2 separate regions of the Mus musculus genome follow, and region 1 is linked to region 2. A link is a loop called in an ENCODE intact Hi-C map of the cell type or tissue named here. Cell type or tissue: heart. All regions are shown on one strand. Each heading gives the region's core, and the rest is flanking DNA. Links, peaks and the distances in the headings are about the cores only.

Region 1 (10,559 bases), core at 1,288-9,287, 56 kb after region 2:
GCCAGATGAAATTTGTAAAAATCATTTGCATTTGAGTGCTGTAAGTATTAAATCTCATTCTTGTGTGGCCAAGTGAGGCAGAGTATCCCAGCAAGGCAGCCTTAGATGGATGGGCTTACTGTTCTGGCAGGCACAGCGGGCAAACGGCAGGAGGCTAAGCACAAGTGCCATTACTTGGAAGCTAGTTGTAACCAGGGCTTTAAAGGAGAACTGTCAGAGGTAAGTGCCCTGCACAGCATGCACGAGCCAGCGGCCAGCCGCTAGGTTTTGGCAGTAGTGCTGCTGCTTCATCCGTCTCCGGAGTAATTGTAAGTGTGAGTGTGAGCCATCTTGCCTGTGCCTGAGGACGGAACTAGAAACCCAGTTCTACATGAACACCATCTGTCAGAGTTAGCTCCAGAGTAGAAAATCACATAGACTTTGAAGTCAGCTATAGACATCATTTCCTTTTTATAGAAAATGCCACACAGTCTGAGATAGGTTTAGAAGCTTATCCAGACAGACAAATGGGAGACTCAAGGAAGGGTCTTACTTTAGCCTGCAAATTCCCCCCCCCCCCGGGGTCTTTCTCCCATTTTGCATAGCTCTGGCTGTCCTGGAACACTATGTTTACACCATGTTGGCCTTGGATTTAAAGAGATCCATGTGCCTCTTCCAAGTGCTAGAATTAAAGGTGAATGCTACCATGTCTGCATGTCCTGCCTAAGTTGCCTTATCTCAGTCTATCTCATTACACACTGCTGCCATCACAGAGGAGATCGAAGAGACAGCCCTGCTCTCTCAGGTTTATGCTCTAAGCGGTATGGTAGCAGCACATAAGGAAATTCAAGCAAGATAAAAGAAATCACATCTAAAGAGCAAGTAATGTATATATTACTTAGTATATTGTGGAATAGGCCAGAGGGATGCTATGAAACCAGAAAAGCTGTACGAGTGTTAGCAATGGGGACTTATAGATAGTGATGGTAAATTTGGTATTAACAATATTTATTAAGCACTAGCTATGTACCTTGTACTCTGACATTTCTCATTGGACCTGACAAACAATCCAAAGAGACAGGAACTTCCTTTATGGAGAGAAAGAAAGGAACAGAGGTGGGGAGGGAGGCAGGCAGGCAGGCATAGAGACTAGTGACTTGTCTAAGATTGTATAGTGGCAGACGGCAGAGCAAGTGTCTCTAACACTGCACTAGTAATGTAATGTGACCCCTGAATCTTTGGGGATCTTCCTCTATTCCTGCCACCTTCAAGTCTTTTTACCACTGTTTCTTTTTTCCCCGTATCATGGTCCCCCTCCTCCTCCTGTGGGAATTAGTTACGCCTCCAACCACAGGATGGCCTTTCTAGTCTTGTTATACCAGTGTTGACTACTAACTTCTCTGTTGCCCTTGATTTATTTGTGTGTTTTGTGGTGGTAGAGATGGAATCCAGGGCCTTTCACATGCTAGACAAGCACTAAACTAGGCCTGCCACTAAACTATTCCCTAGCCTTTCAGAGGTTTTTGTATGTTTTGTTTTGTTTTACTTTTCTGATGCTGCAGATGGAGTCCCACATTTGACACTTGCTAGGCAAAGCATTGTGTTGGTAAACTACATCCCCAAGTCCTAACACCCATTGTTTACATTCAGATTGTTGTAGTTGCCCAGAACTCAGGAGCTAAGGGAATCCCGCAGCCTTTGAGGCTGTGCCTTTTTATTTTGTTTTTGTTTCAGTTTGTTTTAAGTGAAGATCTCACTATGTAGTCCTGGCTGGCCTTGAACTTGTAGAGCTCAGCCTGCCCCAGTCCCAAAGAGTTGGAATTAAAGGTATGTGCCAACATGCCCAGTGACACTATCATACATTTAAAGACCAAGAGTATTTTAAAATATTGTATACTTTTAACTTTAATGGGCTATCCTCAGTTATTTCTATTGTATTTGGAATGCATTCTAAAATTAAGTTTTATAACTACTTAAAATCAAGAGTATCACCAACTCAAGATTTACACCTTAACATTTAATCATCTGTAACTAGAATAACACCTTGAAAAGTTTGTTTTCTTAGAGGCAATTCTATTGCTGTGTAATTAAATGGAATAACTAATTACATGCAATTGTAATTGTATACTCAGTTTAGAGTATACAATCTAATAGTTTAGTTTTCTTGAAATACTTTTTATTGATTGATTGTAAAACTCAGCTGGATGTGGTGGAACTGGAAGGGTAAGAGGTTCAAGGTCATCTCTGGTTACATCCACATGTTGAACTTGAAGCCATCATAGACTCCATGAAAGATCATGTATCCAAAAACCCTACAAACCCCCAAATTACACATGATTCAAGCTGTGCAGCACTGTCTAGGGGGACGTTTGGAGGGACTAGGATGTGGCACTCAGTTGGTAGAGTGCTTGCCTAACATGCCAGAGCCTAGGTTTAATCCCCAGCACCAAGCAGAGCTGGGACTGTGACAAACACTGTAACCCAGCACTTGGGCTGGGACGGGGTGGAGGATGATTGAGGTCATCTTGACCATAGATTCTGCTGCTATAGAGGGGTGCAGCCGCACCCCCTACAGCTTTCTCTCCATCCTAGGCCTAAGGTGTGGCCTTATACCCCAGCTTCACCAAGCTGCTAATTCCTAGCACACAGAAGCCCCGGATTACCTTGTAGGCCTTATTTCTAGGCCCAGCCTTCTCCCCTTTAAAGTCTCAAGGTGGCTTAGAGCACTTGCTGCTCTTCTAGAAATCAGAGTCTACATCAGAGCACCCACACAGCGCCCAGTAACTTTAGCTCCAGGGTTCTGATACCTTCTTCTGGCCACCATGGGCCCCTGCACATATGTGACAGATGACCACAGAGACATACATACATTGTCTTAGTTAGGGTTTTACTGCTGTGGATAGATACCATGACCAAGGCAACTCATAAAAACATTTAGTTGGGGCTGGCTTACAGGTTCAGAGGTTCAATCCATTATCATCGAGGTGAGAACATGGCAGTATCCAGGCAGGCATGGTACAGGCAGAGCTCAGAGTTCTATGTCTTCATCTGAAGGCTTCTATGAGGAGACTGACTTCCAGGCAGCTAGGATAAAGGTCTTAAGCCCATGCCCACAGTGATGTACCTAAGGCCACACCTCTAATAGTGCCACTCCCTGGGCCAAGCATATACAAACCAGGACATTCCTGTACATTTAAATAAAAGTAAATCTCTTTTTTGTGTGTGTGGGGGGGTTCGAGACAGGGTTTCTCTGTATAGCCCTGGCTGTCCTGGAACTCACTCTGTAGACCAGGCTGGCCTCGAACTCAGAAATCTGCCTGCCTCTGCCTCCCGAGTGCTGGGATTAAAGGCGTGCGCCACCACGCCCAGCGTAAATCTCTTTTTAAGTCTATAAAAGTAAGAAATTGCCTTTGTTCTGTGGCTCTGCCCAACTTGTGAGTGAGCAAGCAGTGTTGCTAAGGCGCTGTCTCGGTGCTTCTCTGCTAAACCCAAAGGGATCTTCATTAGAGAGAACAAGTTCAGTTGAGCGTGGGGCTATGCGCCTTTATCCCAGCACTCAGGAGACAGAGGCAGGAGGATCTCTGTGAGTTCAAAGCTAGCCTGGTCTACATAGTCAGTTCCAGAACAGCCAGAACAATTATACAGAGACCCTGTCTCAAAAAACAAACAAACAAACAAACAAACAAAAAACAGTTCAAGGCCAGCTAACGCTACCTGAGGCCTTGTCTCAAATATACTATTTTTCCTGTCTGCCCCTTCATCAGAGAAAGAGAATATAACTTAATAGGGCCTTAAATATTTTCCAGAAGTTTTATGGGAGTTAGTAAGTAGATTTTATTTGTTTATTTGTCTGTATGTCTATTTATTTACTTGTTTACTTATTGGCAGAGTCTAATTATATAGCCCTGGCTGGCCTGAAACTCACTATGTAGACCAGGCTGACTTTGAATTTACAGAAATTCACCAGCCTCTGCTTCTGCCTCCTGAGTGCTGGGGTTAAAGACACACAGTACAGACGTGTTTTTATTATTATTGTTAATTATTATTATTATTATTTAGTTGTGTGTGTGTGTGTGTGTGTGTGTGTGTGTGTGTGTGTGCATGCGGCAGGAGTGGGACAACGATGAGAGCTAGAAGAAATCCTAGAATCCTCTGGATCTGGATTGTAGAAGGTTGTGAGCTGCCCAGTGTAGATGGTTGTGAGCTGCCCAGTGTAGATGGTTGTGAGCTGCCCAGTGTAGATGGTTGTGAGCTGCCCAGTGTAGATGGTTGTGAACTGCCCAGTGTAGATGGTTGTGAGCTGCCCAGTGTAGATGGTTGTGAACTGCCCAGTGTAGATGGTTGTGAGCTGCCCAGTGTAGATGGTTGTGAGCTGCCCAGTGTAGATGGTTGTGAGCTGCCCAGTGTAGATGGTTGTGAGCTGCCCAGTGTAGATGGTTGTGAGCTGCCCAGTGTAGGTGCTGAGATCTGAACATAGGTCCTGTAAGCTGTCTAAGTACACACAACTGCTTTCTTTCTCCACTTAAGAGACATATGATTGTTACATTCATTCATTTATTTATTTTGTTGGGTGTGTGTGTGTGTGTGTGTGTGTGTGTGTGTGTGTACATGCACAGATGTCAGAGGTCAACTTGTGAGAGTCAGTGTGTGGCTCCCAGGGGTTGAACTTGGATATTAGGCTTGTCGACAAATCCATTACCCCCCAAGCCACCTCCCTGGCTTCTGCTTTAGCTCAGTGTGACCCATAGGGTAGCGGCTCCTCTCTGCAGCTTTCGCTGGTCTAGTTACACCAGCCGTATGCAGTCCCAATCCACAGAGACAGCACAGGCAGCAGGACTCTGGCCTGCAAGGTCTCAGCATGTGCCCCTGTGTCCAGGGATGCTCAGTGTGTGCCCCTGTGTCCAGGGATGCTCAGGGTGTGTTCCTGTGTCCAGGGATGCTCAGGGTGTGCCCCTGTGTCCAGGGATGCTCAGTGTGTGCCCCTGTGTCCAGGGATGCTCAGGGTGTGCCCCTGTGTCCAGGGATGCTCAGCGTGTGCCCCTGTGTCCAGGGATGCTCAGTGTGTGCCCCTGTGTCCAGGGATGCTCAGGGTGTGCTCCTGTGTCCAGGGATGCTCAATGTGTGCCCCTGTGTCCAGGGATGCTCAATGTGTGCCCTGTGTCCAAGGATGCTCAGGGTGCGCCCCTGTGTCCAGGGATGCTATGGCTAACCACGGTTGTCTTCAGGCTGATCATAACTCTTCCTTCTTAACCCTTAACCCTTTAGAAGTTTCCTCATTGAGAGCAGCTTGGGTCTACATAGGGTCCTCAGTTCCACCTCCTCGCCTGGTGTTCCCAGTGCTTCCCCTACCCTGTGGCTGGCATTATCCCTCTGCAGTGCAGACTCCTTTCCCCAAGATAGCACTGCTAGTCTCTGCTTCCCAAGACTGATGGTTCTAATTCCTTGGCAGTTCAGTTCAGCCTTGGATTTTACGAGACATTTGCTTCTCCTTAGCAACATTTGCAGATACTAATCATCACTGTGTATTTGCTAGAGATTTTCAGATTATCTCCTTCAAAATATCTAAATAAATGTGGAAACTACTAAAAGAGCTTGAATTCACCCTGCCTCTGCCCTTCATAGCAGTATAATCTCAGCAAGGCACTGACCTTCCTGCATGTTCTTTAAGCTTTATGTCAGCACCTCCTTCAGTATTGAAGATTTAGTTACTGTCCAGGGTTCTAATAGGATTCAGAGTTCTTATCACAGCCCACGTACATCTTCCTCCTCTTCTCTCCCTGTTCTCAGATTCAGTCCAAAAATGGACACTATTCACACATCCCTGAATTTTTGTTCTCCCTTGTTTCCAATCCTTTACACACAGTGTTCCTTAAAAAAAAAAAAAAAAAAAAAAAAAAAAGCATCTCCTTTCCCTTGCTCACCTTCTAATTATTCTTACTAATACCTCATTCTCGGTTTAGATATTGGTTTCTCCAAGATGTTGTCTCCACTGATCCCCAAGCCTAGATTAGGTTTGAAAGTCCTGTGTGCTCCTGCACAGGTCACACTGCAGCCCGTGGCTCTGGGCATCACTGAGGCTCCAGCAGCCCCTGGCTCTGGGCATCACTGAGGGGCGTGCTGTTTGTTCACTGTTGTATCCCAGCTCATAAGCTAGAGCCTGGCACACAGATCAGTACACGGCAGCCATTGTTCTTATCAGCACCTCCGCCTGTCATAATTCTTGACTGTCCAGTTGTTGTATAAATAACTCGTCAGCATGCCAGGAAGCTTAGAGTTAAGTTACAGGACTGACAAGGACGCGCATTGTTTCCGAGGCATGGTTTCTGCCTTTGTTTTCCACTTAATCATCTGCCCTTTTCAAACTAGGAACTAACCCAGGAGTGTGATGAGAAGAAAGCCCAGTATGATAGCTGTGCAGCAGGCCTTGAAAGCAACCGGTCCAAATTAGAGCAGGTAAGAAGAGGGCTTCTGTTTTAACAGTGCAGCCAATGCTGCCCACCTGTGCACATTTTCACCCCCTGAGTCATGATGTTCTTACATCTTTACCGCTGCCTTCTAGCATTCCTCCACAGTACCAGAAATTCTATTTCTTTAAACTTGAATTTTTCTATCTGTATGACCAATGCCTAAGGTCATCTCCTAGAGCAGACGTGATATCATATATAAGCCACCCTCCATTGGCTTCCCAGTACACTTGAAGTAAACCTAACCTTCAGGCTATGTTGTATGGGGTTCCTGCTGCTGGTCAAGGTCATATCTGTGTCCTGTAGTCCTCCTCCTTGTCCAGCATGGTGGTCTGTGTCTGAACTCCAAACTGGCCAAGCTCCGTTCTACTTCCAGGTTACTGTGTGTGCTCCTGTCTGCCTGGGACACTCAGTGTCTTCTTCCCCCTTATCCTCAGCACATAGATCTCAGCCTGAAAGTCAGCTCCTACTGATCCCTCTGCCTAGAGATTCCCACTCCCCGCCGCAGGCTGACACACCTTACAGTACCATCTCCCCAGGGCTGAGGTGTCCACATGAACCTGCACCCATGGGGACCACTCTTCATTCCTGTTTCCTTGTCTATGAGAGGAAGAACCCCATTTCTTCCTCACTGCTATGTCCCTAATTCTTACAAGAGTGCTAGACACACAGTAGGACTTAATAAATAAATGAGTAACTGCTGCTGAGGTTAGAACGCACTAGGACGAGTCTCAGGACCCGCGGTGCGGCTGCGCAGTCATCATAAAGCAGCAGTCCTGAGGAGCTGGTTCTGACGCTTGCTCTTCTGCTGTTCATCTAAAGCAACGAGTCTTCTGCTCTTTCAATCATTGGTTGCCCCTGTAACATTATCTACTGTAGGAAGTGCGAGGACTTCGTGAGGAATGTCTTCAAGAAGAAAGTAAATACCACTATACAAACTGCATGATTAAGGTAAGGCAAGGAGTGGGGTCAGAGGCTTTCTTGACAAAGGTTAAGTTTTTTTCTTTTGTTTGTTTGTGCTTTGAGACAGAGTCTCTCTGTAGTCCTGGCTGTTCTGAAGCTTGCTACATAGACCAGGCTGGCCTCAGATTCACAGAAATCTGCCTGCCTCTGCTTCCTGAGGGCTGGAATCAAAGATGTGCACCACCATAACTGTCCTAAAAATTATTTTATTGATTGTGTATGTTTGTGAACATACACACCATGTGCCCTGGTGCATGTGAGGAGATCAGAGAACAACTTACAGGACTCAGCATTCTCTTTCTACTGTGTGGGTACTGGGGATGGAACTCAGGTTGTGAGACTTGATGGCTCTTGCCTTTACCCACTGAACCAGTTTTAGGCCCCATCTGAGACCTCCCTCTAAGTATTAACAACTTCCTGAAACTTGTTTTATGTTACATGTAGAACCTAGAAGTTGAGCTTCGTCGAGCGACTGATGAGATGAAGGCGTACGTCTCTTCTGATCAGCAAGAGAAGAGGAAAGCAATTAGGTAAGTGATTTTTATTCTTATATGAATGATTCTTTCTCTTTAACTATACAAGATTTGTAAATAAGATAGGAACATAGAGAATATTTCAGCTGTCAGATGCTAAGCTGCTGTTGAACACTGAATCTTAGGATAGTCTAACCCTCCTAACAGGATAGGAGTACATATAATTGTGCTGCTTGCTTGCTTTTTTTCATGTAGAAAATATATATTTGTATAAAATATAAAATGTGTCACCTTAGCCACTTGTAAGCATGTGATTAGTGGCCCTGATTACATTCACTGTGCTGAGCCATCACCACTGCCTGGTTCCAAAGCCTTTCACATTGCATGAATCATTAGCCCCCCTCCAAGCCCCAGGAATATGTGTGCTTTTATATTTGCTTTCTGTAAGCATTAGCGTTTTAATGTCATCTCGTTAAGCACACATGGCTGGGACTCTGGTCATCTACCTGCTAATAGTGCAGTGTGGCAGCTGCCTTTTAGCTAGAAGCATGTGACTGCGGTATGCCAGCCTCTGAAATAAGAACTGTATGTAAACACTGCTTAGTCCTTGAATGGGGAGTTTATTTGTAGTCTCAACTGTGTTGTAGTCTTGCCTTAAATCAATTTGAATCAACTCTTGCCTTAAAATAATAAATTTGTAAAACATTTGCAAGTTGTAATAAAATGCAGTCGTGGGAGCGTATCCTTCCTCACTCACCATCACAGCTATGTCTTCTTCTTACTCGCCAGTAAGAACACTAAAGGGAGGAGTCATTTGTCTGAGCCTGCGCTTGAGATTTCGAGGGACCGTGCTTGCATTAGTGTTACCAGAAGGAGCCTGGGAACTTGTCTGTTGTAGAAGCTGTCTGTTGCAGAGTCTGTAGTGTGCTGGCAGGCGAGGCAGCCCGGAGATGTCCTATAAATAGAGACTTTAGTACATACTCTTACACATTAACTATAAAAGTCCTCATTTAGCTTCATTTACACAACGTAAACTTTACGGTTCTCCTTTTCTTTTTCTCAAGACAGAGTCTCACTATGTACCCCGGGCTATCCTGGCATTCACTCTGTAGACCAGGCTAGCCTCAAACTCACAGAGATCCACCTCTCTCTCATGCCTCCCGCTGCAGGGGTGTGGCCTGGCTCTGCTTGTGCTGCTGGGTTTCTCATCTTATCTTGCTAAATTCTTCTAATAGGACAATCTAAGTTTGCACAGAAAAATAAAACATATTTGCATTGAAATATAAGAGCTAGCCAGGCATGGTGACATGTGTTTAATCACAGCTCTTGGGAGGCAGAAGCAGGTAGATCTCTGAGTTTGAGGCCAGAGATGTTACACAGAAAAACCCTGTTTCACAAAACCCTAAACAAACAAACAAATATACAGAGTCTAAAGACTCCTCCCGTGTTCCTTGTATTGTTAAGGTTTCTATTGCTGTGATAAGATGCCATCAACCAAAGTCAGTTGATTTCAGCTTATAGGTGTTGGGAAGTCAGGGCAGGAATTCAATTAGGGGGGAAGCTGGAGGCAGGAGCTGGTGCAGAGCTGTGGAGGACGGCTGCTCACTGGCGTGTTCCTCATAGCTTGCTCAGCCTGAGTTTGTAGACCACCCAGGACTGACAGCCCTGGAGCAGCACCACCACACTGAGCAGGGCCCTCTTACATGTATTGCTGATTAAGAAGATGTGTTCCCGGCTTGCCTGTGGCTGGATCTTATGGAGGCATTTTCTCAGTTGAGAGTCCTTTTTCCTAAACGACTATCTTGTGTCAGATTGGCACAAACTACTCTGGACACTTCCATCTGTTCCTTAATCCTTTGACCTTAATATGTCACCTACTCTAAATTGTGCTTTTTTTCTTAAACACCATTAAAATATAATTGTACTGTAATTTTTCAATACTTTGAATTTTTCACTTTAAATGAGCTTTTAGCTCATAAAAATTATCTGTAAAACCAAAAAGTAATCATTATAAGTAGAAATTCAGTGCTTTCCAGACAAAATGTGGTGAGCATAGCGGCAGATACCTGTAACCTCAGCACTGGGAGGCTGAGGCTAGAGGATCGTGGGGTTAGGGCTGGCCTGGGCTACTTGAGTTTGAGGCCAGCCTGAGAAAAATGGCAGGACCTTGTTAAAGGTGTGTGTGTGTGTGTGTGTGTGTGTGTGTGTGTGTATTTCCAGCACTCAGAAGGCAAAGCAGACAGATCGCTGTGGGCTCAAGGCCAGCCTGGTCTACCGAGGTGAATTCAAAACCAGCCAAATACCTAGTAAGACCCTGTTGAAAGAAAGGAAGAAAGAATGAAAAAAAGAGGGGGAAAGGGGAGGGAAGGAAAGAGGGGAGGTAAGGGAAAAGGAAAGGGGAAAGGAGAGGAAAGGAAAAGGAAGAAAAGCAAAGGAAAGGACCTATTGTGTGGTGAAACACCACTGTAAACTCCAGCACTTGAGAGGTGAAGGCAGGTGGACCAGTAATTCAAGGCTAGCTAAGTGTGAGATTATACTGGGCTCTGTGAGATCTTTCAAAAAGGGCAGAGAAGGAGATGGTGGGTAGAGGATGACTGGAGAGATGGCTTAGAGCAGTGGTTCTCCACCCTTCTAATGCTGCAACACTAATACTGTTCCTCACCTTGTGGTGACCCCTATG
Region 2 (10,559 bases), core at 1,568-9,567:
GGGCCTTGAGGTTGATAGGAAGACCCCTCTTCCTATCCTTTCTCTTCCTGATTGCAGGTGCAGCGTTACCAGCTGCCACACCCAAATAAACTCTTCCTCCCTTAAGCTACTTCTCATCAGGTATTTTGGTCATGGAGACAAGGAAAGGAAAGAATATGAACTTCCAACCCTTTACAGCTCCCTTCCACGGTCACTCCTTCCTTGGTGTTTGCTTCTTATTGGATCCAGATGGCTAGAGCTTTTCTCTTCGTGGAGTGAGCACAAGGGGATTTCAGCCATCCAAACTCATGACCCTCTGCTCCCAAAGAGACAGAGTTCCACTCTGTCGTGGTTAGGACCCCAGGTTTAGGATCAGGCAAGTCAAAGTAAAAGGGCTACTCGCAGTCACGTGACCCTTAGGCAGCCTCTTTGCTCACTCTACATCTCCTCTTCCCCCAGCTCCTCAATCAGTGATTCTCAGTCAGGACAGACCTTGGCACCTCCCATCCCCCAGACATTTGCCATCAGAGGGTGATAACTCTATGTCACAATGGGTCCAAACAGAAGCATGGAGGAGAGGCCCGAGATAACTGCTGAATATCCAACAGTAAAGAAAGAGCCCTCTGCAATGGACTGGTCAGCCTCAGTGTCCACCACGGCAAGGTTGAAATGTCCTGTGTTAAATGGAGATATTCATGGGCGCTACTCGAAGAGCTTGTCTTCAGAACCGAGGGCTCATCCCTATCTGTCATTTCTGCCTCCTTTCAGTTTCCTGAGTCCATGAGGGCAGAGGCCAGATGACTCTCAGCCAATGTTCTGCATCATCAGTAGTAATGGACATGGGCAGAGTTGAGCAAATATTTTTATTTGTTGAAATATGGGTCAAGTCTTTCCAGCCTCTGGAACAAGGTCCGAAAATAAGTGAGTCTCAGTATTTGTTGAATGGCTGGTTCTGTTTGTTTGTTTGTTTGTTTGAAAATTTCATTACTGTTGGCACTCTGTCTGGACTCCACCCCCACAGTTACCTGGCAACAGCCAGGTATGCTTCTCCCTACAGTTACCTGGCAACAGTCAGGTAGGCCTGGACCACTATAAAAGGGACTGCTTGGCTCCTCCCCTCTCTCTTGCCTCTTCTTACCTCTCTTGCCCTCTCGCTCTCCATACCCTCCCCCCCCCCCCCCGCTCTCCACGTGTTCATGGCTGGCCTCTTCTCTACTCTCTCCCTCTCTCTGCCTTTCTCTGACTCTACTACTCTCTTAACTCCCCTCCCCATGCCCTGAATAAACTCTATTCTATACTATACCGTTGTGTGGCTGGTCCCTGAGGGGGAAGGGATGCCTTGGCATGGGCCCTCTGAGACACCCTCTTCCCCCACACCTCCCCACACCCCTATAGAACATATCTTACTAGCTCTTTATCGTTTTACGATCACAACAATTACCCACTAATGTATGTGCTTTGGGAGACTTGTAAGAGACAGGCCTGGTCTTCTTTCTCCTTGTGTTCTCTGACAAGGTAGATGGTTCGTCAAAGAAATGACTTCCAAAGGCCCAAGACCTCTGTCAGCCAACCATGGAGCAGGGAGCCAGAAACAAAGTCATGGAGAGTTTTGGATAAAAGTCTTGCTGTTTAGGGGAAAAAGAAAAAGAAAAAAGAAAAAAAAAAAAAAAAAAAAAAGGAAACCAGGCCAGGCTTTGTGTAGCTTCACTGTGAAACAAGAGCTGTTTTCTGGGCCCAGAACCTGCTGTGTCCCATGTTTAATTTCTTCCATCTGTCTGGTATCTGACCTCTGCTGCCCTCTAAGCCATTGCCACATATTGTCTGCCTATGTTCCCATATAAGGCCATCTCTCTCTCTCCCTCCCTCTTGTCCTCTCCCTCTCTCTCTCTTTCTCAGGGTTGGACAGCAACACTGCTAGCTTCCTCCCCCCTCCCTCCCCCTGCCTTCCCTGGCAGCCTCTGCTGCCTGGATGGCCGGCTGAGAGTGGGAAGGGGCAGGGGGCTGCCAAGGAATGCGATCGGTTTATTTTTACTCCAGCTGAATTCTTTGCTTGGCCCGCAGGCCTCAGCCACTCGGGGATGTCACATGCCGATAAGCTAGTGGGGTGACTAAGATCTGTGGCTCAAATCTACAACACCCCAGGTGTGAGCCTTCGTCATGGAGTTGGGGGCAGAGGGGAGGGAGCAGGCAAGGGACATTGAGGTCATGGGATTCGCTTGTTTCCATTGCTCTGGGTCCTGTTCCCAGAAGGGCAAGTTTGGTCCTTCTGAGAAGCAATGTCAGGGCCTGAGATCTGTAACCACTGAGGCCCATCTCTGGGCAAAACTCAACACCTGCTAGGACATGGGGGTGAAGCTAGGTATCCGAGTGAACTGAGTAGCCTTGTGACCCTTTGAGACCTCACTCTGTTTTCTTCTCTATCAAAATAGCAACAGTACATTTGTTTGACACTATTCTGTTGTTGTAATGAAAACGTGCCCCATCGGGCAGGATTTTTGGTCTGTCTTGTTCTGTACTATTGCAGTGGCCCTTGTACTTGTAGTGCCTGGCACACAGTAGGTGGACACATATGTATAAAGCAATGCCATAAAATGTTTTTGTTTAGTGGCACCCAAGAAATAACAGCTGATTTGACCTTAGCCCATTTTGTGCTCATGGGCATCTGATAGACACCAGTTAAGTGCCAGGCCATTTTAGGCACTGAACAACATAGCAGTGGACAAGGCAAGAAAGCTAGAAGATGGCTCAGTTGCTAGAATGCTCACTTGTTCAATATATGTCCTTTGGGATGGGGTCTTTCCCTCAGCACAGTATCCTACGGGTTCGTCCATGGTACAGCATGTACCAGTACTTCATGTGTGTGTGTTTATATACACAGATGCCTGCAGATGCACATGTGTGCCCATACTAATGGAAGCCATATATCAATGTCCACTGTCTTTCTCAATTACTGTCTGTCTGTCTGTCGAGACAGGGTTTCTCTGTAGCCTTGGCTGCCCTGGAACTCACTATGCAAACCAGACTGGCCTCGAACTCAGAGTTCCTCCTGGTTCTGCTGCCTCCTGAGTGCTGGGATTAAAGGCAGATGCCACCATTGCCCAGCGCTACCTAAGTTACTTTCAATATGGTCTCTCACTGAACCTGGTACCCATCATTTTGGCCTAGACTGACAAACCGTTGAGCTCCAAGCATCCTCCTGATTCTCCCTTTCCATGCCTGACATTTCCCCATGGACTCTAAGGATTTAAATCAAGTCCTCATGCCTGCACAGCAAGCACCTCATCCCCCCAGCCCCTATTTTCTCTGCTTCTTGGGCAGACTCTCGTTTTTACTTTACAATGCACCAACCACGGTTTCCTTGTTCATACATTGGCTTATCCATCCTTTGGGTTCTGTCATTCCATCTGGTGCCCTATCAAAACCTTGCCCTGACGTCACCCATTCAGGAGACTGAGAAGGTCTTGGTCACGTGAGGAATGAAGCCCACCTGTGTCCCTCTGTTCCTGGCCTCTTCTCACCCTCTCCCACCCTCCCGTCAACCTTTTCCCGAATGGTTCTGAGTTTTGTAACAGCCCCAGAGGCAGCTCTATCGCTGGCTACCCTTAAATACTCCCCCTGGAAGTCTATAAATACACCAAACATTTAGCTCAGGAAAAGAAGAGAGAGAAAAAAAAAAGCATCGGAGAAGCATCCAGAACAAAAATATACTTTCGTTTCCATCACTGGCCAATGTGTGTGTGTGTGTGTGTGTGTGTGTGTGTGTGTGTGTGTGTTTTGTCCATTTTCCTCTGCTTTGACTCTGAAGTGTTTGCTTGGAGTTTTGTTTTTTTGTTTTGTTTTTTTTTCCAACCATTAGCTCCACATGGGTGGAGACAAGGCTGCTTAGCTGAATGTAGCAACACACGCCTGCAATCCAGTGCAGGAGACAAGAAAACTATGAGTTCAAGGTCAGCCTGGATTCTGAGGTTCTAGCTCAGAAAGAGAGGGAAGGTGGGGGCAGGTAAATGTGTTTGCCACACAAGCCTGATGACCTGGATCCAATCCCCAGAACCCACAAAAAGTTGGGTATGGCAACACCTATCTGTATCTCCTACCTTGGGAAGTGGAGACAGGAGAGTTGTCCCAAAGTTCACAGGTCGGTATGAAGTATGAGTATGAAGACACAAGCGAGCTACTATTTAATGAGTCAGAAGGGAGGAACTGACTCCTCAGGGTTAGTCTCTGACCTCCACACAATCAGGTTTCTTCATGCACATATACACATAAAATAATACCAACAAAAGTTAGACTATAGGGAGAGCGGGCTGCTTCAAGAGCCCCCTAGAGGCAAAGAAAACCCCACAATATGTTGATGTCAACCCTTGCAGAGTCCCTTAGCCACCTACCTTAGCCACCTTTCCTTCACTCTTCCATTACCCTGGGGGTGGGCCGCCTCTACCTTAATGGGATTGCCAACTGACAGAGGTCATCATTGATCTGCATGGATGACTTTATTATTTTGTAACTGCTGAAGTCTGACGTTGAGTCCCTCTTGTGCTATGAATGGACTCTCATGATAGGGTGCCCCACTCCATGGGCACACATGCTTAGGGATGCCAGCTTCCAGGGGTTTTCTGCAGGAGTGAAACTTTGAGTATGCCCACTCATCATCCCAGCCTGCAGCTCCATTCACAACCAACAGCTCTTCTGCCTCCATGAGAAGCCCGGGACAAGGACTGAGAGTCATTCAGACCGGAAGCCACAGGACTTGTGGCATGGCCTCTGTGGAGTGTTCCCATCTTTTCTAGGGCCCTGTCTCTAACCTGGGATACCTCTTGTCTCTGTTGACCCCCTTGAAAGGGGGGTGTCTCCTCTTCTCCCCCAAAGATTTCACAGCTTCTGTAGCAAGTGCAGATTTGCTATGGGAAGCATAGCCCAGTATCAGCAATGGGAATTGCTTCCCGAGGAGGAGAAATTGGGCCAGGCCGTGCCACACACGGTAATATTGGAGTGAGTTCTGACAGGTTTGTGAAGTGTTTCTCAAGGCTGCTGGTAAATAGCTCTCAGCCTTACTGATGATGGTTTGAGCCCCTGGGGGAATGTCGGGTGATGACTATATTTCAATCCAAATGGATAACCAAGGAGTCTATATAAATTGTAATAGAATTTTGGCTACTTTATTTAGCCCATTCATCTGGACAGTGATTTTCGGGCTTTGCAAAGTGTAGTCCATTTGCAAACACAAAATCCATTACTGGGAAAGCCTGACAAAGTGTAGCACCAGGCATGCATTTAATTAGACCTCCTGGAATCTCGTCCGTTTAGCTGAATGTTTCAGAGACTATTTATCTTTCTGCCTTTTAAGAGAGCACATCCTGCTACCACATGTGCCCACAAGATCCAACCGCCAGAGCGGAGAGAGCTTGGGGTACACTCAAACCTCAATTCAGGTTTCCATTTAGATCTAATGACTTTCATCTCCACGTAGCCTAGATGACCAAGGTGTTAAATGACAATTCTTGGGTCATGAAATGACCCACTTCTGAGTGTGTCCCAGTGTCTGGGTCATTTTCCCCTGTTTCCAAAGGATAAGATAACTCGGGTAGTGTGCACAGCCACCCCAGATGGGATGGCATCTTGGAAACTGGCATTCACTGAATGCTCGTTCAGGATCCAGAAATATCTCCTGGTCAGGATGATAAGTCTAAATTTAAGGCCCCAAACAGAAAACTGGCTTGGATTCATTGGATTCTGCACAGGGAGGCTTTTGTTTGGAAGTTCTGAACTGAAAAGGGGCTGGAGACGGTGCATGTGTGGCCCCCCTCAGACGTCTGTGAAGATCTAGGGACTCTACTATTACCCCTGTGGACCCTTGCCATCACGAGAGACAGATTTTTTTTTTTTTTGGGTGGGGAAACAAAGAAGAAACATTGTATCCACTCCATACAATGAATACATGTGCATTTTCTTTCGTTTTAAATTATCTCCTGTGCCCTTATGTGGAGCTCAGAGGACGAGTTTCAGGAGACTGTTCTTTCCTTCCACTCTGTGGGCTCCAGAAATCAAACTCAGGTCATGAGGCTCGGCAGCAAGAGCCTTTACTACTGACTCAGTTTCCCTCCCTCCCGCCTAGCACAGGCTGGCCTCAAGCTCATTATGTGATTAAGGATGACCTAGAATGGCTGAGAGTCTCGCCTTTAACTCCTCGGCGCTGCCCGTTTTAAGTGGTGCTGGGGATCAAACCCAGGGCTTTGTGCATTCTAGGCAAGCGCTCTACCAATTCAGCCACATTCCCAGCTTTGAGACATAGTAGCAGTCTCTCCCAACACAACTGGCCAATACTTGCTCTTGATGAAACACCATCTCTTCCTCTGCTAACAAGCCCAGCCCTTCCTTTTGGAGAGCCACCCTCATCCACTGTTCCTGGTGCTGTAAGAAAAGAATTGATTGATTCAAGAATGGTTTGAACCGGGGTGTGGTGTCCGTGCCTATATAAGGTGGAGCCAGGGCAGAGTTTGAGGCCAGCCTGGGCCACACAATGAGTTCCAAACAGGTCTGGGCAATATGTTAAAGACCATGTTTCAAACAAACAAACAAACAAACCAAGCAAACAGAATGGAGTGTGGCACAGTGGTATCCCAGCTACACAGGAGGAGTACCCCAGCTGAGACAGGAGGACCAAAGATCCAAGGTCAGCATGGGTGACTTACCAAGACTGCTTCTTTTTCTCCTCCTCCTCCTCCTCCTCCTCCTCCTCCTCCTCCTCCTCCTCCTCCTTCTTCTTCTTCTTCTTGAGTCAGGGCTTCTCTGTGTCTGTTCTTTGGCTGTCCTGGAACTCACTCTGTAGACCAGGCTGGCCTCAAACTCAGAGATCTGCCTGCCTCTGCCTCCCAAGTGCTGGGATTAAAGGCATGCGCCATCACTGCCTGGCTTGCAAGACTGTTTCAAAATCAAATATGACCAAAAGCATTTTTTAAAAATTTAAAAAGGGAATCATCTCCGGGTCCGGGGAGATGGCTTAGGCATTAAAATCATGTGCTGCTCTTCCAGAGAACCCAAGTTTGATTCTTGTCACACACACATAATGGCTGGTAGCAGTCTCTAACTCCATTTCCAAGGGTCTGATGCTCTCCCTTCTGGCCTCCATGGGCACTGCATGCATGTGGTGTACACACACGCAGACAAAAACATCTGTACACATAAAATACATAAAATAAAAATGAACATATGGGGGCAACAGTCTAACATCTTTTGGGCCAATGAGAGTCTTCGCCGAGAACTTTCTGGAACACTAGGCTGCCAGGACAGGGGTAAGCCTCCCAGTACTAGCAGCCCACCAGTACTAGCAGCCCATTCAGAGCAAAGGGGGAGGAGACAGAGATGGGGGGAGAGAGCAAGTCAAGATGACAGTGAACTCTTAGATTAAGTCATACAGGAGTGATATGAACTTCCCAATGACACAGCATCTAAGCACCTGTTTTAGTTTGCTTTCTATTTCCGTAATAAACTACCATGACCAAAAACAACTTGGGGAGGAAATGATTTACTTAGTTTACAGATCATAGTCCGTCATCAGGAAAGAAAAGGCAGGAGCTTGAAGCAGGAACCACAAAGGAATACTTCTTACTGGCCTGCTTCTCCTGAGATTCTCAGCTACCTTTCTTACATCGGCCAGGCCCACATGCCCAGGGGTGGCCTTGCTCACAACGGGCCCGGCCCTCCTACACACAATAAATTAATGATGTAATAAAATAAAAAGCAAGGTCGGAGGTGTAACTCAGTGGTAGAGTTCTTTCCTAGCACAGGCTATAGGAGAACAGGATGAGGAGGTGGAGGAAGAGGGGGTGGAGCGGGAGGTGAGGTAGAAGTGACAAGCTTTCAGAACCGCTGTTAGAGCCTGTTAGAAATCTATTCAAAATCTCAAACACAGTTCAGTTAGAAGGTACCATTAGGAGCTTACATACCAGACTTGACCAGGCGTCTCTGGGGGGAAAAGAAAAGCTACCCACAGTTTGTTTCAGACAGAATAAGCAAGGTCTCTATGCTGTAAAACTGTTGCTAGGAATGTCTTCTTAGACTCCTCAGTGAATCCCACCAAGGAATCACAGGGTGAAGTCAGTTCCTCCTTTCGTCTGTAGCAGGTGGGGACACCACAATCTGTCTCTGTGGAACCTGTCTCTAGGTTTGTGTGCCAAGCGCCTTTACCAGTTGAGCTACCTCAACAGGTCATTTGGATTCTTTTTACTGGTCTTTAAACAGCGCTCTGTCTAATGGAGACATGACAGTATGATTCCTTCAGCCATCCCTGTCCCCCAGTAAACGTCACACATACTCTGTCATCACTGAGACATCTTGGTACATTTCTCTCCGTCCTGGGCTGTTTAACTATATTGCCTCTCTTTCCCCATCATCTCTGTGAGGACAGAACCAACCCTATTGGGTCTTGTTCTCTATTGCATTTCCAGCAGTCAGCAGTATGGAATGCCTAATTTATCATTTGTTAGCTTGAGGTTGTGGCAAGTCTGGTATTACATTTACTGTTTCTCCAAGGATGTCTGAGCATCTAACCTAGTTTTCAGAGTAGGCCTCCATTTGTCCCGGTCTGTCTCTCCTCTCCATGTCTGGGTCTCTCAATCCATAGTTTATAATTGTTCCATGCATGATTTAACCTGGAGATTCTTTCGTCGAAAACCTAAATTCGGAAACCACGCCCAATGCTTTCTGACCCCAAACCCTATCCAGTCCTGCTTCAAACAAGTCGCCCCAAGTTTGGTAAATAAATGAATGAATGAATGAAACAGCACACGCAAACAGCACAGGTTAAGCCCTTTGTCAAGGTGAGAACGGTAGACGGTTCGCAAAGGTTATTATCAGCAGGAGTCTAAGTGGGAATAACAGCCAGAGTCACCCTAGGCTTTCTGCAGAGGTTCGGAACCCCAGGTACCAGGGCCAAGCTTTCCAGCCCGAGGCTCCGCCCTCCGGTGTGCGCGCGCCCCCCTCCTCCCCGAGCCAGAGGAAGTGACGTCACCGCATGGCAACCGTTGCCAAGGAGCGGTCTCTAAGAACCCGCAAGCGCCCCAGTGCCTCCCGAGGGTGGGGAGGTGGTTTCGTGAGGAGGATTTGAGGTAACCCCCGCCAACTCGCGGTCGGGAACTCCGCGAACCCCCGAATCCCGTCAAGCTGCGCCCGCTCCCGGCCGGTGGCGGCAGCAGGGCCTGTCGGGGGGCGGGGGGTCGGCCGCGCGGGTCCCCCTCGGTCTCCGGGCGTCGCAGGAGGCCGTAGGCCTGCGCGCGCTGCCCCGGCTGGGCCGGATACCACGCGCGTCCTGGTTTTAATTCTTGCCCCGGCTCCCCCTGGGTGCTGCAGTGGGTGAGTGCTGGTGAATTAGCTCGGCCGGTTGCGCTGGAAGAGGGAGAGTAATTGCTTTTGCTAATTTTAGCGCGCAGCGCCCGGCGGGCAGCGACAGCCCTACCTGGTTCAAGAGCATCTCTGTCCTCTGAAAGCTGGTGGGGCAACGCAGCTCATTTCTTTTCTTAAAAAAGTTTGGAAACTTGGCGTGTATTAGTTGCGCATAATGGGTACCACTGTATTCACACATGCATACATATAGTGTATTCCATCACCCCATCCCCGTTTCTCGCTCTTCGCTTTCCTGCTCCCACGGAATCCATTTCCTAACCCTTCTCCCTTCGACTTTTTTGCCCCCACCTCACTCCCCTTTTCTTTTGGAGGTCCAATGAGTTTAATTATGGTTCCCCACCCTTAGCAACCATTAAGTTGCCTGTAATAATCGTGAGCCCCTCCCCTTTTCTTCTCTTGGCAACATTTTCTTGCTTATCCAGATATTTGGTTTGATTTTGTGTTTCTCAGAGAAGAAAAAGCCGTATGGACAACTTCTAAATTAGTTTAAATATATGTGGATATAAGGATGTGTATTATATTTTTACAGTTGAAAACTTGAGCCTCCCAAGTTTTTAAAAAGTAAAGATATTCTCTGTAATTTATTTATTTCTGGCTTGTTTTTTGAGACAATGCTTCTCTGTAGAGTCCTGGCTGGCCAGGAACTCACTCTGTAGACCAGGCTGGCCTCAAACTCAGAAATCCTCCTGCCTCTGCCTCCTAGCACTGAGATTAAAATTGCACACTACTATCCCTGAGATAGTCTTTATATATAAACTTAAAAAGAAACCTTAAATTTAGCAACCATACTGGTTGTGCCATCCTTTCTTATCTTTTAGAACAACTTTATTTCCTTCCTTCTAGCTTCCTTCCTCCTTTCCTTCCTTCCTTTCTTCCAAATGTCTTCTAAATGTAAGCTTCACCCACCCAATTAAAGAACCCATTTCATGCCAGACTTGGTGGCTCTTGATTTTAATTCCAGCACTCAGGAGAGAGAAGCTTGGTCTACACCGTGAGTTCCAGGCCAGCTAAGGCTACACAGCAAAACCTGTTTTAAAAGGAGAGAAAGAGAGAGAGAGAGAGAGAGAGAGAGCGCGCGAGCATGTGTGTTGGGGGGGGTGGAGTAAGATGCTCAGGGCTTACTTTATGTCTTGAGTGAAACAGTATCTGTCTCATAGTTTTAACTAAGAAAGCATTGAGAT

Evidence for each region. Hi-C counts contacts between places; a loop is a spot of excess contacts. Peaks named below come from ENCODE experiments on the same cell type or tissue, not always from the same donor. Only the 100,000 strongest peaks of a DNase experiment are listed, where the experiment ranks them.
Region 1: it touches region 2 in a loop (3-fold over the local background); 8 of 42 quality-filtered maps call a loop at or near these places.

Annotation. Positions count from the first base shown.
Region 1 is chr5:122,556,532-122,567,090 of GRCm38, reverse strand. It overlaps Ift81 (intraflagellar transport 81), which reads left to right. Exons shown (of 19, transcript NM_009879.4): 15 at 6,346-6,432; 16 at 7,323-7,394; 17 at 7,851-7,936. Among named protein-coding and RNA genes, the nearest start is that of 1700040P09Rik, 48 kb to the right of the region's middle. In heart, for the core only: no CTCF peak of the experiment used is centred there; no DNase peak of the experiment used is centred there; H3K27ac peaks cover 1,412 bases.
Region 2 is chr5:122,612,962-122,623,520 of GRCm38, reverse strand. It overlaps Ift81 (intraflagellar transport 81), which reads left to right and starts at 8,977. Exons shown (of 19, transcript NM_009879.4): 1 at 8,977-9,083. In heart, for the core only: a CTCF peak has its summit at 9,289; DNase peaks (open chromatin) are centred at 1,950, 5,610 and 8,990; H3K4me3 peaks cover 1,573 bases; H3K27ac peaks cover 5,131 bases.